4 separate regions of the Homo sapiens genome follow, and all the other regions are linked to region 1. Evidence: chromatin contacts called from ENCODE Hi-C or POLR2A ChIA-PET data. All regions are on one chromosome and are shown on one strand. Each heading gives the region's core, a stretch centred on a gene start or an enhancer-like site at or near the end of the contact. The rest is flanking DNA. Distances are from core to core; before and after follow the strand shown. Region 1 holds the start of NT5C2 (5'-nucleotidase, cytosolic II). Region 2 overlaps SH3PXD2A (SH3 and PX domains 2A). Region 3 holds the start of NEURL1 (neuralized E3 ubiquitin protein ligase 1). Region 4 holds the start of CALHM2 (calcium homeostasis modulator family member 2).

Region 1 (2,555 bases), core at 36-2,535:
CTATTTTTTTTCTCTTTTCGAACTTCACCCTTTCAGGCCTGGATGTCTTCATCTGGATAAATTCTAACCGTTGTTGAAAAGCCATGTGGTAAATATTTTTGAAACCTAAAGCCTTCTCTACGCAATAACACTAAGTTTTCATGGTAAATGACACAGTTTCAATATTCTCCCTTTCACATTATGGTCAGTAGTTTGCATTCGTTGCTTGAAGAGGCGAAATGAATAGTCTACAGACACTGGGAACCAAGTACAGCTCAATCCTGAAGAACTCATCGGCCCCTGGACGGGCGCGCACACACCCCCCTGTAATGGTGACTAGTCATTTCGGGGCGCTGTACTTCAGAGCACGACCCCCCTCAAACATCAAGGCCCTAAAGGTGAAAGCCCAGGAAAACGTCGATTCGGACAGCAGCCTCTACCTGCTGCTTTTAGAAGCTGTGGCCTGCCGGAGTCAAACCCCCAAAACGTTTTTCTTAAACTAAGGGTTCAGGCCTCAGATCGGCATCTCGCCCTCTCCGATTTCAGGAGCCCCGAAAAAAGGAGAAGAATAGGCCGCCACTGAACGGCTCAGCCCCCTGACCAGGAGCTGTCCGGATGTTTTTTGTGGCGGCTTGCAATTCGCTGTGACCTTTCCAGGAAGTGTTGCACACGGGCGTGTGGCAAACGAGCTGGCCGTTTCTCGCGGTCCTGCTAAAACGCTGTCAACCTGGCGCTCCACCAGAGGCCCCTTGGCTTCTCGGGAGGCGACCGAGGAGCTCTGGGGGCGGGGAGGCTTTTACAAGAAGCGAAAAGACGGCCTCAGGGGTGGCCGGGAACAGCCTGGAATCAGCTGGAGGACGTCAGCAGGACTGAGGAAAGGGCTACCACCAGCGTGAGGAAAGGGGGGAAGAGGGCGGAACGCGGCGAACGGCCGCGCTGGGAGGCTGAGGCGGGGTCCCAGCGAGCCGGCGGCTGGGAAACAATGGCGCGAGCGTGACGTGGGCCGGAGGCGTCGCGGCGGCGCGGAGGAAGGGGCTGCCGTGGGGCGGGGGCCGCACCGAGGGAGTTGGGAGGCGTGCGGCGTCCGCGAGCGCGCTGGCGGGGACTCGGCCTAAGGAGAGGGGCCTTGGGGCCATGGTCCCTGGGGGCCGGGGGCGGGGGCAGGCGGCGGCCGCTACCCTGGGGTCGCGTGTTCGGCCGCGCACCTCCCCACCTAGCTCCCCGTTCGCCCGCTCCTTCCCCGCCCGCCCACGGGGCCCGCCGCACTCACCGGCTCCAGCGCACCGCAACAATCCCAGCGCGCAACTGCCGCAGCCGCCTCAACGCGCGCCCTCCCCGCCCCCGCCGCCCGGCACCGCCCCGCGCCGCCCCTCTGCTCGCGCCCGGCCAGGGACCGGCGCGCTGTTCCGTCCCCCAGCTCCGCCGCAGAGTTCGGCGAAGCCGACGCTCCCTGACCGCGCTGCGTCTGTCTGTCCCGCGGGTCTGGAGATCTTCAAACGATGGAACACCGGCTTTGCCCTTCTGAGGGTCTCCATCCCTTGGCATTCTGCCTGCGCCCCTCAGCCTGGCCCTGGGCTAACCTCTCCACTGTGTCTCATTCAGAAGAAGCTTTTCCTTGGGAGGAGAGGGCATCCTTTTTCCCAGTCACAGAATGTTTTGGTCTAATGGACCTCAAGGCCCCTCATGCGTCCACACCCCCATGGCACCCTCGAATCCCCTTGATGGCTAAAAACACCAGCTTTGAAGTTTGTCAGAACGAGTTCCAGTCCCAGTACCACCACTTACAAACTGTAACCTCGGGCGAGGTACCTGACCTCCTATACCTGGTGCCCACATTTGTAGCACCAGGATAGGGAACAACAGTCCCCACATCAAAGGGTGTTGACGGGATGAAATCACACAATATAGGTGAGGCCCTCAGCAGGATCCTGGCACACAGTAAGCACTCAATAAATGTTCACCCCACCACCAGCAACTCAGCAGGAAGACTCCGCAAAAGCAGCTAGCTATTTCCAGAGGACTGAATTCCTTGGTCCGAGCAGCTCTCACCAGTGAGAAAATGTGTCTAAACTTCCACTCTCAGGGCCGAAATTCGATGCCTTGGAGCCACAGAGAACAAACGTCTAATCTCTCCTGGACCTTTGACTTTTCAGATACTTTACTTCTATCACCTCTGCCCAAGGTCTTCTCATTCCACATCAGTGTCTCCCGTTCCTTCCATTGTTCCTCCTCTGCCCTGGTTTTGAGGGTCTTTATCCCTCTCACGCAAATGGTAGATTTGACTGTGATTTCTTTAGAATACATCACCCAAGACTGAACCAAATGTTTGTGGTATCATCAGAGCAAAGCAGGACTATAGCTTCCTCCTTTTGGGACCTATCGCTTTGCACTCCTGCGATAAAGTTCTTGGCACCCATACTGTTGACTCATATTGGGCTTGCAGTCAACCAAAACCTCCGCGTCTTTTTAATAAGTGCTCCGCCAGAGCACTTCTACCCCTTCTTGTGCTTCTCAGCCAACTTCGCTTCAGGTCAGCTAAGGATAGACCTTGGGCCCCTCACCTTCTAAATTTCTCA
Region 2 (2,555 bases), core at 29-2,528, 500 kb after region 1:
ATTAGCTAGGCATGGTAGCAAGCACTTGTACTCCCAGCCACAAGGGAGGCTGAGGTGGGAGGATTGCTTGAAGCCCAGGAGGTCAAGACTGCAGTGGGCTGTGGTGGTGCCACTGCACTCCAGCCTGAGTGACAAGTGAGACTCTGTCTCAAAAAGAAAAAAAAAAAAAAAAGAGTGGGGAAGACACAAAACTCACATGCTTGGAGGGCCTCCTTTGTGCCAGGCCCTGGTTGGTGATTCTCAGCCTGCTATTCAATGGAATCATCTAGAAAGTGGTTAAAATTCAGATGCAGGGCCCCACCCCAACCTACTGCATGGTCTGCATCTCCAACAAACTCCCCTGGGGATTCTGAGGCTGCTCCAGTGTTGCATAATCTCCATCAGGCCTCCAGCCACCCCTAAGAAACATTTATGCTCAGTAAGAACAACGTGCTTGTAGTGCTGAAGGAGCCTCTAGAAAATATCTCTTGGCCTGCCTGTCCTTCAGCCAGAGTTCAGAGTCCTCCCCACCGAGGACTTCCGGGTCCCTCCCTGCAGGGGGTGTGGGCTCTCCTCTTGCAGGTGAGAAGACCAAAGCTTAGAGAAGCCGGACAACTTCCTCAAGGCCATAGTGAGTGGGTGAGACCAGGACTGGGGACCAGAAAACCCAGGCCTTGCTCTGAGGCTCAAGACAAATGCCCACTTACCACCCCTTCCTGGAGTAGTGGATGCAGGAGTAGAAGGCAGAGCCCAGAGGGCCTGATCAGCACATGGGGTTAATGGGGTGGAGGCTGAGGTCCTGGCAGTGGGGGTCACCAGGCTGTGACTGAATGGTGGGAACGAAGAGGAATCCTGAATCCTTCAGGGTGTCTGGCCTGCCCGAGCAGGCGCTGCCCTAATAGGAGACCTTCTGGAAGTTTCCAGTTGGGCATCCTTTAGCAAAGCCATTTCATATTTTTAGCTGCTGAATAGGGTGATAAGCAGTTTAGGTATCCAGTGGCTGGGACTCTCCCATCCCTCACATACGAGGGCAAGACGCAAAGGCAGGGATCCCCCTTCACACCATGACCACTTCCCACTGCCCTATAACCAGTTCCAGTCTGGCAGGACAGCAGGGCCCTCTGCTGGGGCTCAGTTCCCTAACAACTCAAGAACCCCCCCTCTTCCCATCAGTCCCCTTCTCCAATCCACACTCCGTCCTTGCTCCAAGTCTTGCCCTGAGCTGGTGCTGACAGCCCCCACCCTGCCGGTGACTCCACTCCTGGTAGGTCACAGTCTAGCCTGCTTCCGACTTGCTGCTGAATCATATCGGCCAGGGAGCCACAGGAAGAAGAGGAGGGGAGGAAGGGCGGGGCTAGCATCTCCCTCTAGCGTTGCCAGAGGCTAATGTAATTGAAAAGGCCTCCCAAGCTGTGTCCTAAAACAGCTCCCATCAGACCACTCAGCCATTCATTCTCTGCAGCTGGTCCAGGGGTGACTCAAACCACAGGTACAGTGACCCACAGTCCCAGGAAAACAGGGACATGGGACTTTCAGGGCTCAAACTGGACAAACTGGGATGGGTGATCTCCTGTGGTCCACAGGTCTGGCCTGGCTGGGAAAGAGGGGTGGAGTTCCTCCAACCAGCACTCCATCCCTCCCCATCTAAACAAGGACTCCTGGGGCCTCTACTCCCACCCCGCCCCATCCCCGGGTGATACGGTTCCTCTCTTGGCCCCTCCCCATAGGATGATGCAAGCTATGTTTGGATGAGCAGGTTCTGGAGACGGAGGCCTCCAGTTCAAATCCCTGCTGCTTGCAGTGGGGGCAGGGGGGTGCCCTTGATCTACTTTCTTGGCCTCTTGAGCCTCTACTTCTCTATCTGTAGAACGAGGACAATAATAGCACCAAACCCCTGGGGTTTGGGGAAGATGCAATGTACAGTGTGTAGAAAGGGCTTCGCACAGTGGCCGGCACAGAAACTGCTATAAATTGTCTTTGTTGTTATTCTTTCATACCTGGGCCCATCTGACCCACCTCAGTTGCTACACAGGTGGCAAAGACCTGTTTAAACCTGGGTCCTACAGAGCCCCTGAAACAAAAGGAGCTTCTCCTTAAGGACCTCACCACGATGCTGGCAGACAGTGCCAGGCAGGTGTGATTCCAGCCCCACTTTCAGAGTTTTGGGCTTTCGCAAATGCCAGAACAACCACTGGTCTCTGTCTAGCGCCGAGCACCAGGAAGTGTGTTCATCCCTGACCCACAGGAATGGACGCACGCCTCTGGACCCCTCTATTAGGACACATTTAACCTCCCAAGGAGTGGCCAACTCTCAGAGCCCCAAAACCAAGAGATGTAAAGGGCTTGCATTTTTATGCTAATGTAGACCCGAAAGGGTTTTTCTTTTTTCCTTTCATTTTATCTTGGCCAGACACGCTGTGCTCCCTCCCCGGATGCTCTAGTGAAATGGCTGGTGTTGGAGACTGCACAGGGAGAGGCTGGTGGGGGCAGGAAAGGCACTGAACAATTCACATGTGTTGTTCCCCTGTTTTGACACATGGCTCCCCACACTCTGCCTTCCCCTTGAAAACTCCCAG
Region 3 (2,555 bases), core at 22-2,521, 300 kb after region 1:
AGTGGAGCCTCCTGGCCCACAGTGGGAAGCATGCATTCCACAATTATTTTCTGAGAATCTGTCACATGCCAGGCATTCCCCCAGTGGGTAAGGACACCCTGGTGAACACGACTGACCTGTGCTCTCCCCTCACAGAGCTTATGTTCTAGCAGGGAGGCAGAAGATAAACGAGGAAAGGCTACTTGTAAACAAGTTCCATATAAAAGCTATGATGAAAATAAAATGGAATATTGTGGAAAGTGACTGACAGTGGAGGGGGTCCTTTAGTTGGGGCAGTCAGGGAATGTCAGGACACGAATTGTGCCTAGATAATGAGGAGCTGCCAAATGGAGACTTGGGGGAAGAACCTTTATTACAGAAAAGGATACATGAGATGTCCCCCTGCCCACCCATGTCTTCACTGGACTCTGGATCTGAGTTGCTGAAGCCAGAGCAGGGAGCTAGAGATGACTTAGAGGAGCAGGAAGTCTGATTCCCTGGGGGGAACCTTGGAACATCTTCCATCCCTGATAGACCAGGAGAGATGCCCCGGGTCCAGGAAGGAGAAGAATGACTTCTGTTTCCCTTCCTGAAGGCTTCTTGGTGCAGTGTTGAGCTACAGGAAGGCACTAGCCACATGAGCAGGGCCCTTGCTGAAACCCCCTTCCTCCAGGAAGCCTTCTTTGACTGCCATAGGCTGCAGAGGCTCCTCTCCCCCACCTTGTTATAGCTAACAGAACCACTCAGTTCAGAGCTGGTGGTCTTCTGATGATCTGTCCCGGAGATCTGTTCCCTCAGCTTGGCCAGAGCTCCAGGCTTGTGAGTCTGGTCCGCGGGCATTCAAAGGCCCTCAGTGGCATCTGTGCATCAGTGAGACTGCCCGGGGTTCCTGCTCTGAACCCTTGCCCTAGTGCCCCTAGCCTGGCTGAGAACGGAGGGTCAAGTGCCGGGGTTCTAATCTCAATTACTTTATCCAAGCATCCGCTCGCTCATTTACATGTTTCCCTGGGCTCTCCACTCTGCGCCAGGCCCGGTACCTGGAGCTAGGGAAACCGAACATTAGTGCTGGCTCGCCCGCCCCCGCATCCGGGGAGCTCGGCGTTCTCGCGGCCCTGCTCCCCTTGTTTTCAAGTGCAAGTTCCATGTTTCCGTGCTGGGAATAAGGCCAGCCCCGGGTGCCACCATACTCGCCTGATGTCTTACCCCGACCCGCGCCGCCGAGAGCTTGCGGCTACGGGAACGCGGCGCGCCCCGGGGCCACATCTGGCCTAGCGGGCGCGCGCGTGTCACTAAGACGCTCATTCACCGGCGCAGCTGTCACCATAACAACCGGAGCGAGGGAATCCTGGAGACTGCCGGGGCGGGGGGCGGGGGCGGCGGTCGCAGGAGGGACCCGGCGCGGGCGGGACCGCGGCGGTCGGGGGACACCAGCTGCGTCGGAGCGCCCAGAACGCCCCGCGCTCCGCCGAGCCCCGCTCCACGCAGACCCGCGGGCGGGAGGGAGCCACGCACATCGCCGCCGCGGCCGTCTCCGCGGGGCGGTAACCGAGCCTGCCTCGGAGCCGCCGAACGCCCACGCCAGCGACCCTGACTCTATGGCCCCGGGGGAGCGCGCCGGAGCCGCCGCGCCGCCCACCCCCAGCCGGAACCCTAGCGTCCCGGGGAGCAAGCGGGGAGCCCCGGGCGTCCCCGGCCCCGGCCCAGGGCCCTGCTTGTGGCCCCCGCTCCCGCCACGGGGCATGGGAGGCAGGTAGCCCAGCCTGCGCCAGGACACCCGTGGCGGGCGGAACCCGCCAAGGACCGCGAAGTCCAGAGAAAGGAAGCTGAGGAGCTGCCCGCCCGCCCCCGGCTGCAGCCCCAGCAGGGCCCTCCCCCGGTGGCGCGCACCCGCGCGCGCACACTCGCACACCGCACCTCAGCGCCTGCCCGGCCTCGCCCCCACCCGCGAGCGCCGAACCTCCTGGGGCCGGATGCCATGGGTAACAACTTCTCCAGTATCCCCTCGCTGCCCCGAGGAAACCCGAGCCGCGCGCCGCGGGGCCACCCCCAGAACCTCAAAGGTAGGCTCCCCGGCCGAGCGCTGCTGGAGGACTGGGGCGCAGGTGGAGGGCCAGGGAGGTGTGGTTGGGGAGGGCGGGCAGACGCCACCTGTTGTGCGTGTCTGGAGGCCGGAGATGCACCTCTGGCCGTGGAGTGGGCTGGGGGTGGAGGGCAGCCGGCGATGATGGTGATGGAGGATGGCGTCCCGCGGGGTCTGCGCAGTTCTGTCTGCTGGCACTGGGAACGTCACTGGAGTCCCCTCAGGCCATGGTCTTAGGCGAGCCTGAAGAGATGGGAAAGGATGTTTGCCAGGTCGATAGGGGAGTGGGGAGTGAGGAGGGAAGCTTGGGTCGTCCGTGTCTCCAGGGAGGCACCTCGATGGGTCTCCTTTCCATCGGCCCTAGGGCTGGAGAGACCAGGCTGGGAGCACTAGTTGCATTTCCAATGGGAGGGTTTTAAAAATTCAGGACAGGATTACAGCAGCCTGGAAGAAAGGGTCAGAGCTGCTGGTTCCTGGGGTCCTTTGCAGCCGTTGG
Region 4 (2,555 bases), core at 1-2,500, 260 kb after region 1:
CTCTTCCGCAGCCGTGACCCCTCTCCTATCCAGCAGCCTCCCAGCAGCTCCGCTCCACCCCGCCTGCCAGCAACAGGAAGCCCTGGTGAGACCAAAGGCTCAGCGGTGCCACCAGCTCATCCGGAGATTATTCTGCCTTGGTCTGGGCTGTAGCGACGCTGGCAACCTGCCGGGAAGTGGCCATGGCCTCGGGCAACAGCGAAGTTTAGCCCAACTCCCTTCCCAGCCTCCACCCACACAAGCCTGAGAGACAGGCCAGGGTGTGGCCCCATGTCCTCCCCCTCTGGAGGGTGAAAAACAAAACTCCCCAGGCCAGAGGAAGCCAGGGAGTGGAGGGATGGGGTGAGCGCCAAACACAGACCTAGCCCTGTTCCCTTCCATGCTTCATGGAGGGATCACCCCTTCTAGATCACCCCTTCTGTCCCTGCCAAGGAAGGCTGCCAGATGGGCTCAGGCAGAGCCATGTGGCCATGCAGACTCCAAGAAAAGGAGAAGCTGGAGGAGGAGGACCAGGAGGAACAACAGGAGGAGGAGGAGGAGGAGGAGGAGGAGGAGGAGTCTGATTCTTCCCCCACTTCACAGCCTGGAGCTTCCAGCCTAACTTCCTGGGAAAGGCAGTTTGCATCACTGCTGGGGAAGAATGGGTTAAAGTCAGCCCCCTTTGCCCCATCCTTTTCCCTTCTTGGCTTCTAGGCTCCTAATTAGCTCCCTGTGGAGGCCCTGGGTTCATAAACTGGCTCAAAGTGGGGTACAAGATACCTGCACAGGGTGGGTGGTGAGCAGAGGATGGGCCAGGCCATCTTCTGAGACCACTGCCCCCAGGCCAAGGATGGGTCACATCCAGACCCCCAGTGGGACCTCCTCCAACATCAGTGACGACAGGAGACTGGCGGCTCGGGGAGGGGCAGGACTGCTCCCTGTTCAACCGGGTGGAGGGAACCTCAGCTAGGGGCCTCTCTCCCTCTGGGCAGCGTGGGACAGGCCCCACCATGCTCCGCTGACACCTGGCACACCCCAGGGAGGGCCCCTTCCTTACCTGGGGCCAGCTGTGGGCACTTGTGGCCATGGCCTCCTCGGGGCCGGACTCTCCAAGTGGCCTCCAGGAGGGCGGTGCAGGGCAGCGGCGGCCTCCGCCGTTCCCTCCCGCTTTTCTTCTGCACGGGGGCCTGGGGCTGGTGGCGGCTTCAGACTAATCTAACTCCAGAAAAGAGAGAAGAAAACAGTGGGATGGAGTCTGCGCGCCAGTGAGTGGAAAAACAGCCTCCCGGCGCCACCAGGCAGAGGAGGGCGGGCCCCGAGGGCGGCGCGAGAGGAGAGGAGCCGAGAGGAAGTTGAGATGCCTGTTCTGCAGCTGCTGCGCGTCCCACCGACCCGCTGCTCGCCGTCCCTGGGCCGTGCTGGCCCTCCGCCCTCGGCCCAGACCCGGACCGGGCCATGCTCCACACCAATGGGACCAGTCGGGAGGGCCACGTGGGGATGTGGAGGCATTGGGGAGATCTGACCCAGACCTGCCCCCCATGACAGTTTCAAGAGCACCCCACGTACTTGACCCCCGCTGGGCAGAAGCTACCAAAGGAGACCCCGCGAGGGTCAAGGGAGGGTGTCGTCAGGCCCGCGCTGAGCCCTGCAGGATGCTCAGGGCCAGGGCCCCACCCTCTACTGGCCCTTCTCCCTCAGAGTTGTCCATTGACTGGACAAACCATCCCCAATGCTGACTCTTTGACCTATAGTCAGCTAACTCCCCGGGACCTGCTTCGGATCCCTGGAGGGCTGAGGATTGAATTCAGGAGCCTAGGGATTCTCCGGGTCCTGCAGGCAGAGCTCCAACTGGTGGGTGAAAGTTACAAGGAGGCAGGTTTCTGAAGGAAGCCCTGTGTAATAATCAGAGCTGCCCAGCCTGTATCTAAAAGTGGTCAAGATGCGGGCTGAAGCGTCACGGGTCAGGAATGCTGCACAGGAGAGTCTACGGACAGGCTAGATGACCCTTAGCATGGAGGGAGAGGACCCCCGACATCTGTCAGCTCTGCAGTGCTCGTGGTTCCGTCATGGTGGAGCTGCCGAGTGACCCGCTGGCCTCCCTGAGCTGGGCTTGACCATATGTACGAAGGAAAGAAAAGGTACCAAGTTCTGCTTGTTTATTTGTTTGTTTCAGATCCCAGCATGTGCTAAACACAGTCCCAGATCCTTCCCTAAAAGTTATCTTCCTCTATCCTTACCACAATCCTGAAAATCAGGTCTTTTTTAAAAAATAATTTTTTCATTTTAAAAAAATTATAAATCTTCTCTTTATTCTTCTTCTTCTTCTTATTATTATTATTACTTTACAGAGACAGAGTCTTGCTATGTTGCCCAGGCTGGTCTCCAACTCCCAGGCTCAAGTGATCCTCCCTCCTTGGCCTCCCAAGTGCTGGGATTACAGGCATGAGCCACTCCGCCTGGCCAAGCAGGTCTTCTAATATCCATTTTATAGACAGACACACTGAGGCTTAGAGTGGCTGGGTGACTGGCCACAAGTCCTGCAGTGCTGGTATTTGAACTCAGGTGTGCCTGACCCA

What was found. Hi-C counts contacts between places; a loop is a spot of excess contacts on that map. ChIA-PET counts read pairs that join two places held with the same protein, here RNA polymerase II (POLR2A). Pooled maps may share reads with other maps.
Region 2: a loop to region 1 is called in a map with no recorded cell type, with 4 times the contacts of the local background. The contact joins the enhancer-like site here to the promoter of NT5C2 in region 1. A Hi-C loop is called at or near these places in 2 of 37 single-sample maps with no recorded cell type and 4 of 50 pooled maps.
Region 3: a pooled map shows a loop between it and region 1 (5-fold over the local background). The contact joins the promoter of NEURL1 here to the promoter of NT5C2 in region 1. A Hi-C loop is called at or near these places in 1 of 168 maps with a recorded cell type or tissue (CD8-positive, alpha-beta T cell), 5 of 37 single-sample maps with no recorded cell type and 7 of 50 pooled maps. POLR2A ChIA-PET finds 5 or more read pairs at or near these places in 3 of 52 experiments (GM10248, HEK293 and activated CD8-positive, alpha-beta memory T cell).
Region 4: a pooled map shows a loop between it and region 1 (2.6-fold over the local background). The contact joins the promoter of CALHM2 here to the promoter of NT5C2 in region 1. A Hi-C loop is called at or near these places in 2 of 50 pooled maps. POLR2A ChIA-PET finds 5 or more read pairs at or near these places in 2 of 52 experiments (GM12878 and activated CD4-positive, alpha-beta T cell).

Annotation. Positions count from the first base shown.
Region 1 is chr10:103,191,987-103,194,541 of GRCh38, forward strand. It overlaps NT5C2 (5'-nucleotidase, cytosolic II), which reads right to left and starts at 1,286. Exons shown (of 19, transcript NM_001351169.2): 1 at 1,250-1,286. RefSeq lists enhancers at 27-715, 716-1,402 and a silencer at 1,101-1,380.
Region 2 is chr10:103,695,358-103,697,912 of GRCh38, forward strand. The region is part of intron 5 of SH3PXD2A (SH3 and PX domains 2A); the gene reads right to left. Among named protein-coding and RNA genes, the nearest start is that of SH3PXD2A-AS1, 50 kb to the right of the region's middle. RefSeq lists enhancers at 353-1,099, 664-773, 1,209-1,353, a silencer at 984-1,043 and a cis regulatory region at 1,276-1,286. Within about 2 kb of position 1,279, at least 18 of the 41 ENCODE cell types and tissues checked have a DNase peak (open chromatin) inside an H3K27ac peak, as active enhancers do.
Region 3 is chr10:103,492,434-103,494,988 of GRCh38, forward strand. It overlaps NEURL1 (neuralized E3 ubiquitin protein ligase 1), which reads left to right and starts at 1,272. Exons shown (of 6, transcript NM_004210.5): 1 at 1,272-2,039. The coding sequence starts at 1,955. It overlaps NEURL1-AS1 (NEURL1 antisense RNA 1), which reads right to left. Exons shown (of 4, transcript NR_120675.1): 3 at 2,128-2,302. RefSeq lists silencers at 1,481-1,630, 1,641-1,770, 1,851-1,950 and an enhancer at 1,617-2,166.
Region 4 is chr10:103,451,120-103,453,674 of GRCh38, forward strand. It overlaps CALHM2 (calcium homeostasis modulator family member 2), which reads right to left and starts at 1,251. Exons shown (of 4, transcript NM_015916.5): 1 at 1,037-1,251; 2 at 1-166. It overlaps CALHM1 (calcium homeostasis modulator 1), which reads right to left. Exons shown (of 2, transcript NM_001001412.4): 2 at 2,121-2,555. It overlaps LOC124902494 (a long non-coding RNA gene), which reads left to right and starts at 1,324. Exons shown (of 2, transcript XR_007062275.1): 1 at 1,324-2,117. RefSeq lists enhancers at 1-293, 242-862, 863-1,484 and a silencer at 1,323-1,652.